2 separate regions of the Mus musculus genome follow, and region 2 is linked to region 1. Evidence: chromatin loops called from intact Hi-C (ENCODE). Cell type or tissue: heart. All regions are shown on one strand.

Evidence for each region. A loop is a pair of places that touch in the nucleus more often than their neighbours do. Peaks named below come from ENCODE experiments on the same cell type or tissue, not always from the same donor. Only the 100,000 strongest peaks of a DNase experiment are listed, where the experiment ranks them.
Region 2: a loop joins it to region 1, with 8 times the contacts of the local background. A loop is called at or near these places in 5 of 42 quality-filtered maps.

What each region holds. Positions count from the first base shown.
Region 1 is chr1:171,408,910-171,416,909 of GRCm38, forward strand. It overlaps Arhgap30 (Rho GTPase activating protein 30), which reads left to right. Exons shown (of 12, transcript NM_001005508.2): 12 at 1-1,331. The coding sequence ends at 432. Usf1 (upstream transcription factor 1) reads left to right here and starts at 2,404. Exons shown (of 10, transcript NM_001305676.1): 1 at 2,404-2,531; 2 at 5,528-5,620; 3 at 6,596-6,645; 4 at 6,806-6,921; 5 at 7,226-7,327; 6 at 7,901-8,000. The coding sequence starts at 5,613. In heart, CTCF peaks have their summits at 2,288 and 3,308; DNase peaks (open chromatin) are centred at 2,412 and 3,262; H3K4me3 peaks cover 2,324 bases; H3K27ac peaks cover 2,054 bases; H3K27me3 peaks cover 468 bases.
Region 2 is chr1:171,325,640-171,333,639 of GRCm38, forward strand. It overlaps Dedd (death effector domain-containing), which reads left to right and starts at 3,506. Exons shown (of 6, transcript NM_001128609.1): 1 at 3,506-3,887; 2 at 5,614-5,646. Gm20045 (a long non-coding RNA gene) reads right to left here and starts at 1,675. Exons shown (of 2, transcript XR_865726.1): 1 at 1,255-1,675. In heart, no CTCF peak of the experiment used is centred here; a DNase peak (open chromatin) is centred at 3,492; H3K4me3 peaks cover 3,485 bases; H3K27ac peaks cover 3,094 bases.

The DNA of each region.
Region 1 (8,000 bases):
AAGATCCATGTAGCACCTGCAAGCCCATGTCCAAGGCCTGGTAGGCTTGATGGGACTCCTGGAGAAAAAGCTTGGGGTTCTCGAGCTTCCTGGAGGAATGGGGGCAGTCTTTCTTTTGATGCTGCTGTGGCCCTGGCCCGGGAACGCCAGAGGACCGAGTCTCAGGGAGTTCTGCGGACCCAGACCTGTACTGGAGGTGGGGATTATAGTCTCAGCTCCAGAACCCCTCCTTGTAGCATGATCCTTGCCCATTCTTCCCGGCCCCTTAGCTGTTTGGAACGCCCACCTGAAGGCACAGAGGGGTCTGAGCCCAGGAGTCGGCTTAGTCTGCCCCCTAGAGAGCTTCACCCTGTTGTCCCTCTTGTGGCCCCTCAGCGCCAGACATATGCTTTTGAAACACAGACTAATCATGGGAAAGATGAAGGGGTATGATTAGGACAGGACAAGAGGAACCAAGAAATCATCACCAATCTCTGGAGCACTTGCCTAGCTGTCTTTGCTGCCTCGGCAGCTGAGATGTCTAATTCCATAGGCTTGGGTCCTCCAGCTTCTTGTTTTGACCATGAGAGGTACAGACTTGGTGGATTTACTTATGTTTGTGTTAGACACAAAGCCACTTATGTCTTAGCAGAGTCTTAAGAAACATAGAACAATCTTGTTTCCAGGGAGTTAACAAAAACATAGGGTAGGTAAAAGCTTTTTTTTTTCTTAAATTTAAATACAGTGGGGGAATTTCAGCCAAACTTTTGCCCTATTCTGAGCTGTGAATATCTCTTCACAGAAGCCTACTGTAGATGTGGGAGATATAGGACCAGATATAGAATAGCTCACCCCTGATTTGTTCCTAGATTTTTGGCTGTCTTCTGACCCTCTTTAGTTTCAGAGTAGGAGAAACATCCAAGAAGCTCTTTAAAGTCCTCAGTGTTTGCTGAAGGAAATGGGTGGCATCCTCTACCTTCAATTATTTTGCAGAAGAGGTCCTCCCATTTTAGGAAAAGGGAATGTTGGGCTGAAGAGATAGCTCAGAGGTTAAGAGCACCTACTGTTCTTCCAGAGGTCCTGAGTTCAATTCCTAGCAATCACATGATGGCTCACAACCATCTGTAACGGAATTTGATGCCTTCTACGGGTGAGTCTGAAGAGAGCAATGGTGTACTCATTCATATACATAAAATAAATAAAGAAAGAAAAGAAAAAGGAAAAGAAAAGTAGAGGGAATGTCACTCAATTTGGCTCTAGCACTGTCTCTGCACAGGCTGGGGCTACAGGCCACCATTTAGCAATGGTGGGTATTTGATAATAAAAGCTGAATTTTTTTTTTAACATTTAAACAGTGTATGTACTTTGTCTTATTAAAGTTTTGGGTGAATGGTATCACATTCCAAAGTTGCCAAAATGTATATATCTTGTTTTTTCTTATTTAGATATTCTTCCTCAGTTGTCATGGGAAACTGTAGCTAGAAAGTAGAACTGGGTTCATGGTGGTCAAGAAATGAGGAAGAGAAACCTGTATTTACATAATGTTCATCTAATGCCAGGAATTGGGCCAGATTTGTGTGCATAAAAACTTTGCTCTTGAATTTATTTAATCCACTTGATGTGAAGTTGGTATTGGTATTTCCGTTTTACAAAGAAATTGAGCTGTAGTTAAGTAAAAATGCCCATCAAAAACCTCAGAGTTAAGAAGTGTTAGTTTCTAGGTGTGGTGGCTGTCTTTAATCCTAGCACTTGGGAGTGGAGAGATCTATGTGTATTCGAGTCCAGCATAGTTTATGTAGGACTACATAGAAATACCCTATCGCAAAAAAAAAAAAAAAAAAAAAAAAGTGTCAGTTCAGAGTCTGAATGGCTTCAGAATCTGAATTCTAGCTATTGCTATTATACTTCACTATTCCAAAATCACTCTGGGTACACCCAGAATGAAGAAAATGGTAATCAAACTCGTCCCCACACGTATTTAAGAGCCTGAGGAAAAGCTATGAGGTCTTTGGAGTATTGCTGACGTTAATACAAAGGTATATACCCAGATCCACGTACACTCAGAAATGTCCCAAAGTCCACTTGGAACCCCCTCAAAGTGATGCCCTGATCCAAGATGGCGTCCCACATTGCCCTTATGAAAGATGGCGCCTAAGATTGCCGTTCCACCCTCTACTTCCTTTTACTGGAAGTAAAAGGGCTCCGCCTACCACAAGGATGGAAGTACAATTTAGTCGGGTTTTTTTTTTCCTGGTTCTTACTGAAAACAAAGGCCTCTAGCGAGGTCCCCAAGGATACCGTCTGTTTCCCTTCAGAGCCTGCGACCACTCACGTACCCACATCCGCTCTAGCGGGCATCAGATTTGAAGCGAGCGGAAGTGTGGCAGCTCGGGGGGCCGTCCGTCGGCTGGGCGGGTCGAGGGCACACTTCCGCCCCTCACCAACATGGCCGCAGGCTGGGACTGCGCATGAGCAGCTGTCTATGGAGAGACCTAGATCCAAAGACGGAGAAGGCTGCCGGGGGAAATCGGCGACTGAAGCGGCCTGGCCCGGTGAGTGCGTCGGAGCCGGCCGGAGTCCGGACGCCGGTGGATCGGCATGGCGGGGCACCTTTGCTTTGGCTGGCGTTTCCCAGGCCAGGCCACGCCTGGGCACGGAGCCTTTGTTTTGGGGGAGGGGGCCGTGCCCGGCTCTTTCTCTCCTGCTTTGTGGGCCGAGCTCGCTCCCCGCCCCGGTGTGCACACGTCCCAGCCGCCTGCGGTGGGTATCCAGCTTCGAGCCGCAGGCCCGGGAAGGTCCCCGGCGTCCTTTCCCCGTCTCTCCTCCGCGGAGCAGCTGGGGCGCAGGCGAGCTGGGCTGGGACCGGCGGGGTCACCGCGCGGGCTGCGGGGCTCGCGCCTGCCGGGTACTCAGGTCCCCAAGCGCCTACTACTAGTCGGTGGGCCTGCAGGGAGACGCGTCGTTCTCGGGCAAGGTCCGGGCGCTTGAAGTCTTTGGGAACTTGATCTGGTTTTTGTGTGTGGGTGGTGGTGGGGGGTGTTTTGTTTTTTAAATTTCTGCCTTTGCGTCTGTGCTTGGTGAGGACGTTTGCTGGGCTCTCCTTTTGAGCATGCAAAACCACAAAATCCTAGGCTGATTTCCGTATCACGTATTATTAATGCTCAGGATGCTTCCGGATATACAACCAAGGTTTGAGTAAGGAGCCTACCGCCGTTTCTGGGTAGCCTCAGAAGTTGCGCTGACAGCTGTTGGCTATACGGTTGTCTCGTGCGCCTTGCAGTCTCTTTCATAGCCTCCTCCTGCAGGCCGTGCCAGGAGCTTCAGGAGGAGCTCTTCCTCCTGTTTGAGGATGGAGACCCCCTAGGTGGTCCGTACATCCGGACGCTGCCTCCCTTTGCAGCCTTACTTTCTACGGACAGTTTCACTTTCAGTTCCCTTTTGTTATTGTTGTTAACGTTCTTCTTTGCACACGGTCTTTCCGAGGCGCATTATCCGCTAAACTAAGGTTTTTCTTTGATTAGAAAGGTTTGGAAGATCTTGCGGGTAGAGTGTTTAAAAAAAATCTTGTCCTTTCTTGTTGAGATTATTTTATTGCTTTGTCCTATGCAGCTGTTTCTTTCTGGTGGCATCTGTCTGTACAGTTCTTTGTTTTTTCCCGTTCTCTGGCTGGTTGTCAAAAGTCCTAAGGCAGGAACATTGTAGATGGATTCCTCCCCCTTTGTCTTTTCTCCTGCAGAACCCTGAGCCTGGAGGTTTTCTTTCCCCCCCTCCTCCTGAGGCTTAGTTGATTTGGAGTTGTCATGGCAACATTTTAGCAACTATGTTGCTCTACAGGAAGCCTTGCTGGATAAAATAAAGAAGCCTTGAACATGATGCACTTGGGCACTGGTGTTTGTAACAGATGCTGTAAATCTGGACTCTCTCAAAACAAGAGCCCCGACAGCGGAGTAGTATCCAAGAGCCAAACCTGGGTTTTATGCTTAGTGATGGTTTCCCAATAGCAAAAAAGGTTTCAGTTTTCCTCTTCTTAGATTTGAGGACTGGAATTTGTTTTTTGTTATTCTTATTTGATTTTGAAACAGGACCTCTCTATACATAACCTTGGCTGTCCTGGAACTCACTCTGTAGACCAAGCTGGCATTGAACTCAGAGATCTGCCTGCCTCTGCCTTCTTAGTGCTGGGATCAAAGGCTGGCATCACCACCTCCCAGCTTCAGATTTCTTTTCGTACAGTTTGTGTTGGAGAAGCTGGAAGAAGAATCAGGGAGTGTGTGAGGGAGTGTGTGGGTGGGGGGGTTATTAGTTACTGGTTTTGATAGTGGTGGTCTAAACTTTGCTCTAGCTTTTCCTGTGAAGCTGCTGACATAGAGTATAATAGCTTTAGTAACAATCCACAATAGCCTCAGCCATGCACCCCAGACATTGTTTCACAGTCTACTCCTCCCCCCAGGAGTTGGAATGAAAATGGAGGAGCAGCTGGGTGGTGGCGACCCATGCCTTTAATCCTAGCACTAGATAGGCAGAAGCAGGCAGGATCTCTGAGAGTTCAGAGGCCAGCCTGGCCTACAGAGTGAGTTCCAGGACGGCCAGGGCTACAAGAGAAACCCTGTCTCAGAAAGAGAGAAGCGGGGTTGGGGGGGAAGGAAGGAAGAGAGAAAAGTTTTGGTGTGTGTGTGTGCACATGCATGTGTGTGGTGGGCTGGACGCTGTGATAAACAGCTTTCACAAGTTAGTTTTTGCCTCTTTGAGGGGAGGAGGTTGTTTTTTTTGTTTTGTTTTTTGAGATATGGATTCTCTAGGTTGCCCTGGTCATCCTGGAACTCTGTAGCCATGGCTGGCCTTGAACTCAGAGATCCACGTGCCTGGCTCCCAAGTGCTTGAATCAGGCATTGCCACCACGCCCTGCCTGCTGAGCCCTCCTAGCTTTTCTTTTGGTCAGAGGAGAGCCGTAGGGGGTCAGTTGTTGTCTTTCCACGTTGCTGGAGACAGTGGCTGGCGCCCCGCTTGTAGAGATTCTCTCATCTCCAGCTCTCCATCAGGCGCCCTGTGATTACACATGCTCTCAATGCTGCATTCCTCTCTTCTATAGGTTTTAGGACTCGGGTGTTACCTTCATTCCGAGTGAGACTTCCATTGCGAGTGCTGTTTGAGCCAATCTCCCAGTTTTGTTTTATTTTATTTTGAGACAAGTTCTTGTAGCCCAGCCTAGCGTGACACTAGCTTTGCACCCCAGGATGGCCTTGAACTCCTAAGTATTGGTATTACGGGCATGAGCAAGCACACTTGGTCCTTTTTCTCCTCAAACTCGCACCGTTCCTGTCTCCTTCCCCTGAGTGTTAGGCTCCCAGGAGTGAGCCTCCATGTCCCGTGAAGAGTTGCTTCTTCAGTCACTGCAGACTAGCCCTTGCCATCAGAATTGGGGGAGTTGACTGTCCTTTGCGGATGCTTGGTTTATCTTCCTGGCTGTGTCTTCTTGGAACCTAGGTTCTAGAACCTGGAAAGCTGTTCAGTTGCCTGGCCTCACTGCAAACTCTGTGGTTTCCACCAGGACTTAGCATTCAGGCCTTTGAGTTGGGAGATACAAAGTCCTCCGAAAAAAGACCGGCGCCTCGGATGAGCCCCCTCACAGAGAGATGAAGGGGTAAGTGAAGAGGGATGTCTGGGCAGAGGAGGGATGGCCTGGAGAATGCAGAATTAATGCAGAATGACTAAGAACATTGGATTCGGGAGATCTGGGTTCAGGTACCCAGCTCCAACACTTACCAGCTCTGTGATTTAGTTTCTCTATCTATAAAACTGTGGTGCTAGTCACTGTTATTAGCATCAAGATGGTGTGCTGGGGTGGGGGGTGGGGTGGATGCCTTTAATCTCAGCACTCAGGAGGCAGAGGCAGTCTTATCTCTGAATCCAAGGTTAGCCTGCTCCACACAACAAGTTCCAGGACTGCCAGAGCTACCCAGAAAAAAACTCTTTCTTTCTTCTTCTTTTTTTTTTAAGATGTAGAAATGGTCCTTTTTTTGTTTTGTTTGTTTGCTTGTTTATTATATGTAAGTACACTGTAGCTGTCTTCAGACACTTCAGAAGAGGGCATCAGATTTCGTTACAGATAGTTGTGAGCCACCATATGTTTGATGGCATTTGAACTCGGGACCTTTGGAAGAGCAGTCAGCGCTCTTAACCACTGAGCCATCTCGCCAGCCCTAACACTTTCTTGAAAAACAAAATAAAACCAACCAACCAACAAACAAAAAAAGTGCTTATAGCTTGGTGTCTATGTACATGGTAGATACTTAGTTATTACTTTTTAAATTTATTTTGTTTTATTTTTTTGAGACAAAATAATATTTACATAGTCCTGGGTATATCGTAGTCCTGGCTGCCCTGGAGCTCACTCTGTAGACCAGGCTGGCTTCAAACTCACAGAGATCCACCTGCCTGTCTCCTGAGTGCCAGGTTTAAAGGAATGTGCCACCATGAGCCAGCAGTAATACTGTCATGGTCTAACCTAGCCTAACATCTGTTGTGGATGCCAGTGAGTTTGGGAACCATGTTACGAGGTCAGTGAATGTCTCACATCTTCCATTTGTTTCTTGTTTTTTTGTTTCACCACCAATAGGCAGCAGAAAACAGCTGAAACCGAAGAGGGAACAGTGCAGATTCAGGAAGGTGAATGTTGACAGTCAAGACTTATGGCTCATCCTCCCCTCCCTCTCTTCAGATGATGGTCCATCTCCTTCCTACATACCGTGTGTCTTTTAAGTGCCATGCAAGTAGAACAGGGAGGAAGGCAGTTAACTTCTAGATCTTTCTTTGCCTCTTAATCTAGGCGCAGTGGCTACTGGAGAGGACCCAACTAGTGTAGCTATCGCCAGCATCCAGTCAGCTGCCACTTTTCCTGACCCCAACGTCAAGTACGTCTTCCGAACTGAGAATGGGGGCCAGGTAAGGGAGGGGGCCAGGTGGCTGCAGATGCCGCCTGGGGTTTGGGGTTAAGGGAGGGGCATGAGCATGTTTTGGGGAGCTGTGGCTTGGAGGAGTAGCTGTGTACTATTGGGGTGATAATTGGACGCTTTGAGATTGATGTGGGGCTGGATATGCTAAAGCCTGGGGGTCGGGGCGGAGGGGACAAGGGACAGTTGCTGAGTCTCTCTGAAAGACTCGTGGGACTTAACATGTACAAATACCAGAGGCTATTCTGAGAGGGTCTATGATTCTAGACACTTACTCTTCTCTTCCCTGCTTCCAGGTGATGTACAGGGTGATCCAGGTGTCAGAGGGGCAGCTGGATGGCCAGACAGAGGGCTCTGGCGCCATCAGTGGTTACCCTGCCACTCAGTCTATGACCCAGGTACTGGGGGAGAGACTGTGAGAGGACTAAAGAGTTTTTAGCAATAACTGGGGAGCCAGCAGGAAGGAGGGGTAGAATTGGGGACAGTGGGGTGCATCTCAGGCCACTTTAACCCAAAGCACCAGGTCCAGATGTGTTCAACCTTCTGTCATTGAGACATTATTACCCTGTCATCCTAACGTGGAGCTGGAAAGGTGGCTCAGCACTTAAGAGCACTTCTTGCTCTTACAGAGGACCTGAGTTCAGTTCCCAACAACTGCACAGTGGCTTGTAACCATCTGGTTTCAGGGGATCAAGTGTCCTTCTCTGACCTCCATAGGCGCCCCCCCCCCATACCATATACATACATTCAAGAAAAATACTCATACACATAAAAATAAATCTTAAATACACACACTTGAATTTAAAAAAAAAAGCACCTCATTTTAAGAAACTTCAGTTATGGGTTGGGTTGCGTTCGTAGCTATCTTTGACCACATGGTGTTCTGCTAAGGGATAGAGCCTTGAAGGGCGATAGAGTGGGAATGAGTCCCCGACTGACTGGACCCCGCCCGCTCTCATTTCCCTCCTCAGGCAGTGATCCAGGGAGCTTTCACCAGTGACGATGCCGTTGACACGGAGGGAGCAGCTGCTGAGACACATTATACATATTTCCCCAGCACCGCAGTGGGAG
Region 2 (8,000 bases), 83 kb before region 1:
ACCTCTGTCCACAGTCATCTTTAAAGCCCTTAGATCTTTGTTACTGACAGCTGCTAGCATCCTTGAGACAAGGTCTCACAGTGTCCCTGACTGGCTTCAGCCTGCCTCTGCCTCTGGAGTGCTTGGATTAAAGGTGTTAAAGGTCATTTCACTACTGTAGCAGCATGACCTTCTGCAACTCCAGTGTCGGGGAATCTAACACCTCGTCTCTGCAGGCTCCAGGCACACATGGGGCACACATACACAAATGCAGGCAAACACTTTATATTTGCTAGATACATGAACCAAAAATAATTTTAAAAAATTGAAACAACTAGAGTAGGCAAAGTCTTCCCCATGGGGACAGAAGAGTGTCAGTGAGGAAAAACCCTCTTGAAAACTGGTACACTTACTGTTGGAGAGAAGGATAGAGACACTTAGTTCTAGAAGCATACATGAGTGACTATGGCTCTGGAGTGTGTGTGAGCCACGTTCATCATATAAACTAATGGGTTTCTGCTGGTTGTGGTGCCTCACAGCTTTAATCCCAGCACTGTATAAGCAAAGGCAGGCTGATCTTTTTAGTTCAAGGCCAGGCTGCGGATTATAGGACAGTTAAGGTTACAGAGTTTCTGAGTACATTTGAAAAAGAAAAAAGATGGGTTTTACCAAGACATCGTCACACAAGCACACTGTGTACTTTGCTCACGGCCGTTTTCTCCTCATCCCTCCTCCTCCTCTCTTGTACACCAAAGTTCTACCGTCATGCCGTATTTATATTCAAATCTACATTATATTCAAATATTTGTTTGAATCTGACTTTTACAAAACACAATACTCTCCAGTGCCACTCATCTTCCTGCAAACAAGAGGATTGCATTTTTTTTGACGGAATAAAATCCCATTCCTGTTAGCCCTTCACCTGTTGATGGGCATTAGGCAAAGTCCAAAACATAAATATTGTGACTAGTGCTACAACAAATGAACATGGATGCAGAGGGATCTCCCTACTATGTTTGATTCCTTCAGAGATCAGAAGTGACCTAGCTAGATCACTTTTAGATTTAAAAATATTTATGTGCATGTTTGTATGTGTACATGTATGCGGGGGCCCTTAGGAGAGTGCCAGATCCTCTGAAACTGGAACTGATGTCCAAAGTGTTCTAGAATTCAGTCTCTCAACTGCTGAGCCATCCCTTCAGTTCCTCTTTTTTTTTTTTTTTGGTTTTTCGAGACAGGGTTTCTCTGTATAGCCCTGGCTGTCCTGGAACTCACTCTGTAGACCAGGCTGGCCTTGAACTCAGAGATCCACATGCCTCTGCCTCCCAAGTGCTGGGATTAAAGGCATGCGCCACCATACCCGGCCCTTCAGTTCCTCTTAAGACAGAAATACACACACACAAACACACACACACACACACACACACACACACACACACACACACACACACACACACACACACACAGTGGCACATGCCTTTAATCCCAGAACTCAGGAGGCTGAGGCAGGTGGATCACGACCTGGTTGTTGTCTCAAAAAACAAAAGCAAAAAAAAATCAAACCAAACAACAACAACAACAACAAAAATCCTCTATACGGATTTTTTTTTTCGAGACAAAGGTCTCTCCTACTGTAATCGCCATGAGTATTCTCTTTCACTACAACATTACGGTTTTTAAAAAACAAGAAACAACCCCTCTGCCCCCTAAACCAGGTTTTCTGTGTAGCTCTGAGCATTTCCCCCCAGCCTGCATGTCAGTTTTCTTGTTATCAGTCATTCTATCTTGGATAAGCTACTGACAAAGGTCTTGCTAATGTACAGCCCAGTCACCTGGGAGGATCACGTTACCTCAAATTCATTCTTTTCCTTTCCTCTTTCCTTCTTCCCTCTTGTTTGAGGCAGGGTTTCTCTGTGTAGCCCTGGCTGTCCTGGAACTCACTCTGTAGACCAGGCTGGCCTTGACTCAGAGATCTGCCTGTTTCTGCCTCTGGAATTAAAGGTATGCACTACTACAAACTGGTGAAAACCTTCCTTTTTCTTTTAAATTCTCCTCCACACGACAACTTACTGACAGCTCCCCCACTTCTCCCCCTCCCCCCAATAAACACTGAGAAAAGGGCTTTTTACTTTTGCCTTTTTACTACTGGGTCTGGCTGGTCTGTTGCTCATTAAATAGGTCCAGTTTTGCCTCAAATCCCATCCTCCCGCTTCTTGAAAACTGGGATTACAAACCTTAGTGTGAGTAGCCACAAAACTTTTTACACATTGTATCTTTCCACTTGGATCTGGTTGTTACCCTATACCTCTATGTAACAACTTTCTCCAAGTTTACCTAGTGACCTTCATTTCTTCCACATTCCGAACCACACATTTTAGTCCACATCTTACCTAATCGCTTACTCTTGATACTTGTAACAAGTTTCCTTGATACTTTTCTCTGTCTGGCTTCCTGTCTGTGCCTCCTCGCTGTCCTATTTTCTGCTTCCTTCCCTCATCTCACTCCTCGAATGCACACATCCTCCTCTTTAGGCCATTTTTCTCTCTTATGGCTCCAAGAATATCCAGACATGCGCAAGCACACTTTCAACTTTCTTGGTTTCAAACCACACTAATTCATATATACTTGCCTAAAAGATATCCCGCAGATCTCTTGAAACTAAAAATAACGTAACCCAGTTATTCAAGTCAGGACACTCATATTTCCTTATCCAACACATGCCTTCCTACCTACACATCGCCACTGTCTCTTCTTTAGCTTCATAATTGATCTCTCTCCCTACCCAGCTCCACTCCCCAGGGACCGAACGTCAGGCCTAACCGTGCTAAGAACGCATTCTTCTACAGTGCTCTAACATCCTTGCGGTCTTCTTCGCTTAAATTAAGTCCAAATTGGTCTCCATCTCCAGGGCTCAAGTAATCCTCCTGCCTCAGGCTTCAGGCTGGCACTAACATGCCCAGAGCTGGCAAGCTGTGATCTCTCTACAATACAAATATAACTAACTGTTCACACCTCTGTTTAGACCCTTCAAAGCCTCTTCGACTGCCCTTAGGATAAAATAAATTTGCAAGGTCTTGAGTCATAGCTCCCTATCTCAAAGCCCTTTGTATTACCTCTTCCTTTAGCCACAGCAGGCTCTCGGCAGCTCCAGAACATACTCGAGCCCATCCCACCCCCAATTCAATTCTCAGCCGTCCTTCACCCGTCAGCTGAGGCGACTTTTCCATAGGAAAATGGGAGCTCAAAAGGAAAACACTGAAGGGATGAATTCCGAGAGAGGGTGAGAAGCGCGGCTGCGAGGTTCGGGTTTCAGAACGTCAGAGTGACAGGAAGTTCAAGGCAAAGGTGAACTCCAGATCGTGACCTTTCACCTCAGTTCACCGGGCAGTCCGACCCCCGGCCGATTCCGCCCTTACGTATCATGGCTGCCAGCCCCTCTCTCCCGAGGGCCTTCGAGCCCGATACCAGCCAGCTCGGGCGCCACCAAGGCTTCCACCTTCAAATACGTTCTCTCTCCGCTTCTTAGAACCTCCCCGCCGCCGCCGTTAGGAGAACCCTGCGTTGCCAGCTTGCCCCTAAGCAAGATGGCTGCCAGTCTCCAGCCTCTCTTGCCGACGTGAAGCTACCCACTCCCCGCTTAATGCCGCTGCCAGGCTGCCCTCACCTAGTATGGCTCCTCCGCTCATGCCTCGTTATGGTCTCGAAGCCGACACTAACCGGCCAGGTTCCGGGAGGCGCTGTGCAGGATGCAGCCACCCCCGCCCGGCCCTCCCCTCCCCCACGCCCGCGGCGGCGGCGGCGGCGGCGGAGGCGGCGGCGGCTGGAGCCCGGATGCGGCTCCGTGAGGCGCAGGCCCCGGAGAGCGGCGCGGATGGATCCAACATGGCGGCGCCGAGGCTGAGCCGAGAGTGAGGCGGCGGGGCGGCCGGCCGGCGTGGGGAGGGGGAGTCGAGTGGGACGGGGCGGGGCCGGGCGGGGCCGCCAAGGGCTTGGGGAAGGAAAGTGGAAGGGGGAGGCGGTGGCGACGTCCAGCCCGGAGAACCTCCGGAGAGGGAGGTGACGGGACGCTGCGAGGTGGGGGAAGGGGAGCGGCCGAGGGGGGCGTGCAGGGGAGATGGCAACTGTGGGAGAGGGCAGGGGTCGGGGCGCAGGAGTGCGAGCCTGGGGAGGGGCGTAAACAAGGGCCCAGGCTGGCCCAGGCCAGGGGCAGTAAAGAGGCCGAGGTGGGGAGCGGGGCTGCGAGCCAGCGCTGGGGAAGGGGTAGGAGCCGGAGGGAGAGGTTGAGGGTGTGGAGGGGACGGGGGCTGGTGGCATGTGGCTGCAGGGAGGGCTGGACTCCCGTGAGCGCCGTGGTGAGGACGTGGGAGGTGGCGGGGGTTGGGGGGGGGGGTTGGATTGGACTTGAGACGTGTGCCGGAGGGAGGTTTTTCAAAGTGTTCAAATTGGAAGCGGAAGGGCCTAAGGGGAGAATTGGGGTGGAAGAGGAGAAGAGAAGCGGGGCTTGGCGGATGGAGAGAGTGGCGATGTGCCGGGGTAACGTAGAAAGTGAGAGACCCGGAGGAAAGTTTGAAAGGAAGGGGGGAAGATAGGGCAGTGGAGCTGCACGGGTGATAGAGGGTTTGGGGGTTTCCCTTTCCCCCCTGTGGAAGGGCAGCAGAGTTAAGCAGTATCAGTTGCAGCCAATTTTAATTGCCAGGCGCTTAGCTTTTAATAGGGTGGGAAGGGCAGAAAGGAATGGTCATGTGGGTTTGGAGAATTGGGGTTGAATGAGGGTTCAACCGGATTTGCTTTCCAAAACACCCGCTTGCTTCCTTGTTTTTCCTGGTTACAAATAGGGAGATTAGTAAAGCTCTTTCCTAGGTTTCTTTTTTTCTTTTCTTGCAATTAGCATTACAAGAATAGGGAAAGAGACTTTTCTGGAGCCTTATATACCAAGGTGGAGGCTCTGGAAGCCTGAGGAGGAAATAGAAGAGACAGACTGGCCTCTAGGTAACAGGCTAATTAAATATGCTTACCTTTACTGACCCTCAAGTTGTAGGAGGGGGAGGAGGTGTCAATATGCGTATTTAGGAAAAAAAACAAAAACAAAACAAAACAAAACCACCGTTTCCTACCGGAGTGTAGACGTGAGTGGATGTTGCTTTAGTGGTCATTTTGTTTTCATTGTGTGCTGAGGGAAGAGGTGAAGTTTGAGTCTGGCCTCGTGAGTGACCTGATGGGAAGGAAGAGCTGTCTTTGGCTGTAACTTTCCCCCTTCCAGTCCCCCTACCACTCATGTTGTAAGAAACTAGACGGAATAAGGTATTGAGGAAGGCGAGACAGTATCAGGGTGATGGTTCATTCCCAGAAGTGTTGACTTGGAACCTTTCTTGCTATGAGCCATTGAGACTAGAAATTTTGAGGGGCTGATACGATATTGTGGATTTGGTCAGTTTGAGTTCTCTGTAATTTGGAATAGTTCAGCCAATGAAATGACTTTAGGCTTAGATGACTTTTTTTTTTTTTTTTGGCACTGACACTTGACTAACTGTGGACCTTTGAAGTTTCAAAATAAAGCTTGAAATTTTGCTCTTTTACCCCCCCCCTTATTTGTTTTTGTTTTTGTTTTTGTGCTGGCTTTGAAACTTGTGCTAGGAAGAGCCCTGGGGATTTAAGTTTCTTGCAAAGGTAAGTCTGGAACTTTTTCTTGTTTGCACACAATGGGATGGAATGGAAACGGTATGATGCACTGGGGTAGAACCTGCTTAAGGAGGTAGATGCTAGGGCAAAGGAGTTCACGCTCTCTGAGTTCGTTGCTCAGGTAACTGGAGAGATAGGCAGAGGGAAAGGGGGTATTAAGTGTCCTGGGACGAGGTCCCAGCTTTGGTTTGTTTTTGTCTACCCTTCTGGTCAGCTCTGAGTGAAACATTTAACATATGGAAAGCTGTGCTCTTGTACATTATGTATGAGATATTTCTCCAGGAAGGTGACGGAGGCTGAGGTACTTCAGTGAGAAGGCTCCCCCTCCCTAGTTCACTGTCTCTCCCAGCAGTTCAGAGTTCTTGGTTTCTTTTTTTTTTGGGTGGGAGGGGGGTTCAAGACAGGGTTTCTCTGTGTAGCTCTGGCTGTCCTGGAACTCACTCTGTAGATCAGGCTGGCCTCAAACTCAGAAATCTGCCTGCCTCTGCCTCCCGAGTGCTGGGATTAAAGGCGTGCGCCACCACTGCCCCGCTTCTTGGGATTTTTTGAAAACATACTGTGTAATTCTGCCCTCCAAATATATTTGGTTACACTTTCCTGGTCCCGCCAGCAAGGCAGAGCTTCATGAGCCCTTAGCTCTCTTCAGGATTGCCCAGGTAGTTTTTGCTTCAAAGTTCAAGCTGTCCGTCCTTTCTGTAAGACAGGATCTCACTTTGTAGTCCTGGCTAGCCTATAGTTTGCTATGTAGACCAGGCTGGCCTCAGACTCAGAGATCCATCTGCCTCTGCTGCCCAACTGTGGGGATGAAAGGGATGCCACTATACCTGGCTGTTGTCATTTTTTTTTTTTTTAAGTTCTTCCACATGACTTTCTGGTAAGGGCTTCTGAGAGAGTCAAGTATTTCTTTTTTCTTGTAAAAATATAGATGTAATTCCTCTTAAAAGCTAGACTGCCAGTTTCATTTAAAGATAATTCTTTTACACATCCTTTGCTTCCGTAAGTCAAAGTACTTTAAAAAGTTAGAAACCCTGTCTTGAAAAAACAAAAAACAAAACAAAACAAGTTAGGATTGTCATTTCTGGATGGGAGGATCTAGACTGCGTAGGCACAGAAACGCAGTAGAGAGTAACCTATCAGGAGGAAACTGTCTAGGTACATACAGACTCTTGTTGGCTCTTACTACTTCAGACCTCACTAAAGGAAAATGAACTACACCTCCAGGAAATACAGTAATTGATCAGAATCTAGAATTTTTCTGTGCTAGGGATGTAGCTCCGTGGTGGAACACTTACCCACTTAAACCCAAGGCCCCTATGTTGGGTCCCTAGTACAAAAAAAAAGTGCACTTTAGTATTTGAACTACAGCAAGGACATCCAGTGGGTCAGTGTATTTGTTTATAGCTGTGGAGGGTTTGGTTTGGTTTGTAGGGTCTCACTGTGGAGACCAGGTCGGCTTTGAACGCAGAGATCCACCTGCCTATGCCTACCAAGTGCTGGGATTGAAGAGAGTGCACCACCCTTCCCTGCCTACTGTGGCTCTTGCTTCTTGATATTTAGCAGTATTTGAGATGACCAACACATGTGTTCTTGTTCATCTGCTTGGAGGAGGGTGTTCTGGTATCTTTCATCTAGGAGTGTGTGTCTAGGCTGGGCTCCCTGGCCACTGAAAGCTGAGTATAAATTCACTTTAAGAGAAAGTTGGTGATGTTCTTTTCATCCTGAAGCTAGATTCTTAGACACCCTGGCTGGGTTGCTGAGTTAGCTCACAATCCTGGATGATAATTAAGTGGGGAGAGCTGCCTATCAGCCTGCGTGCCCGCCTCTTGACATTATTCTGGGAGACGTGCCTTGGGAAATGCTTGCTTCTGTGTTTTGCTTCATTGGCTAGTGTAAGTCTGATTAGAGACCTAACAAGGAAGGGCCTGCTCTCTAGTCTTGTTTTGGGATTTTATAAATGGCACTGAAGAGCATTTGTATTTGTCTTGAAGTTGGCATTTTTCTTATTCCCACAAAACTCCAGATTGAACTGGGTCAAAGTAGACCTCCAGGGACGGACAGGAGGGGGTATGTCTGCCACCTGCTATTCACCTGAATGGCAACGGCAGGTGATGGAGGATGCATTGCTGGGGTGAGGTGATTGCGATAGTGGGATTCATGACTTAAGTGAGCCTATGTCTGACTGGCCCTCCTTTGCTTCTAGAATAAGACTGAATTGTTTCAGGGTGAAGACACCTCACAGTTTCCTTCTGTAGATCTAATAAGGAAAGTGACATGCACCCTTTTGAGCCTTCATCATGGTTCTCTTAAAATCCGATTCCTCAACCTTAACTACTGTAGGCCTT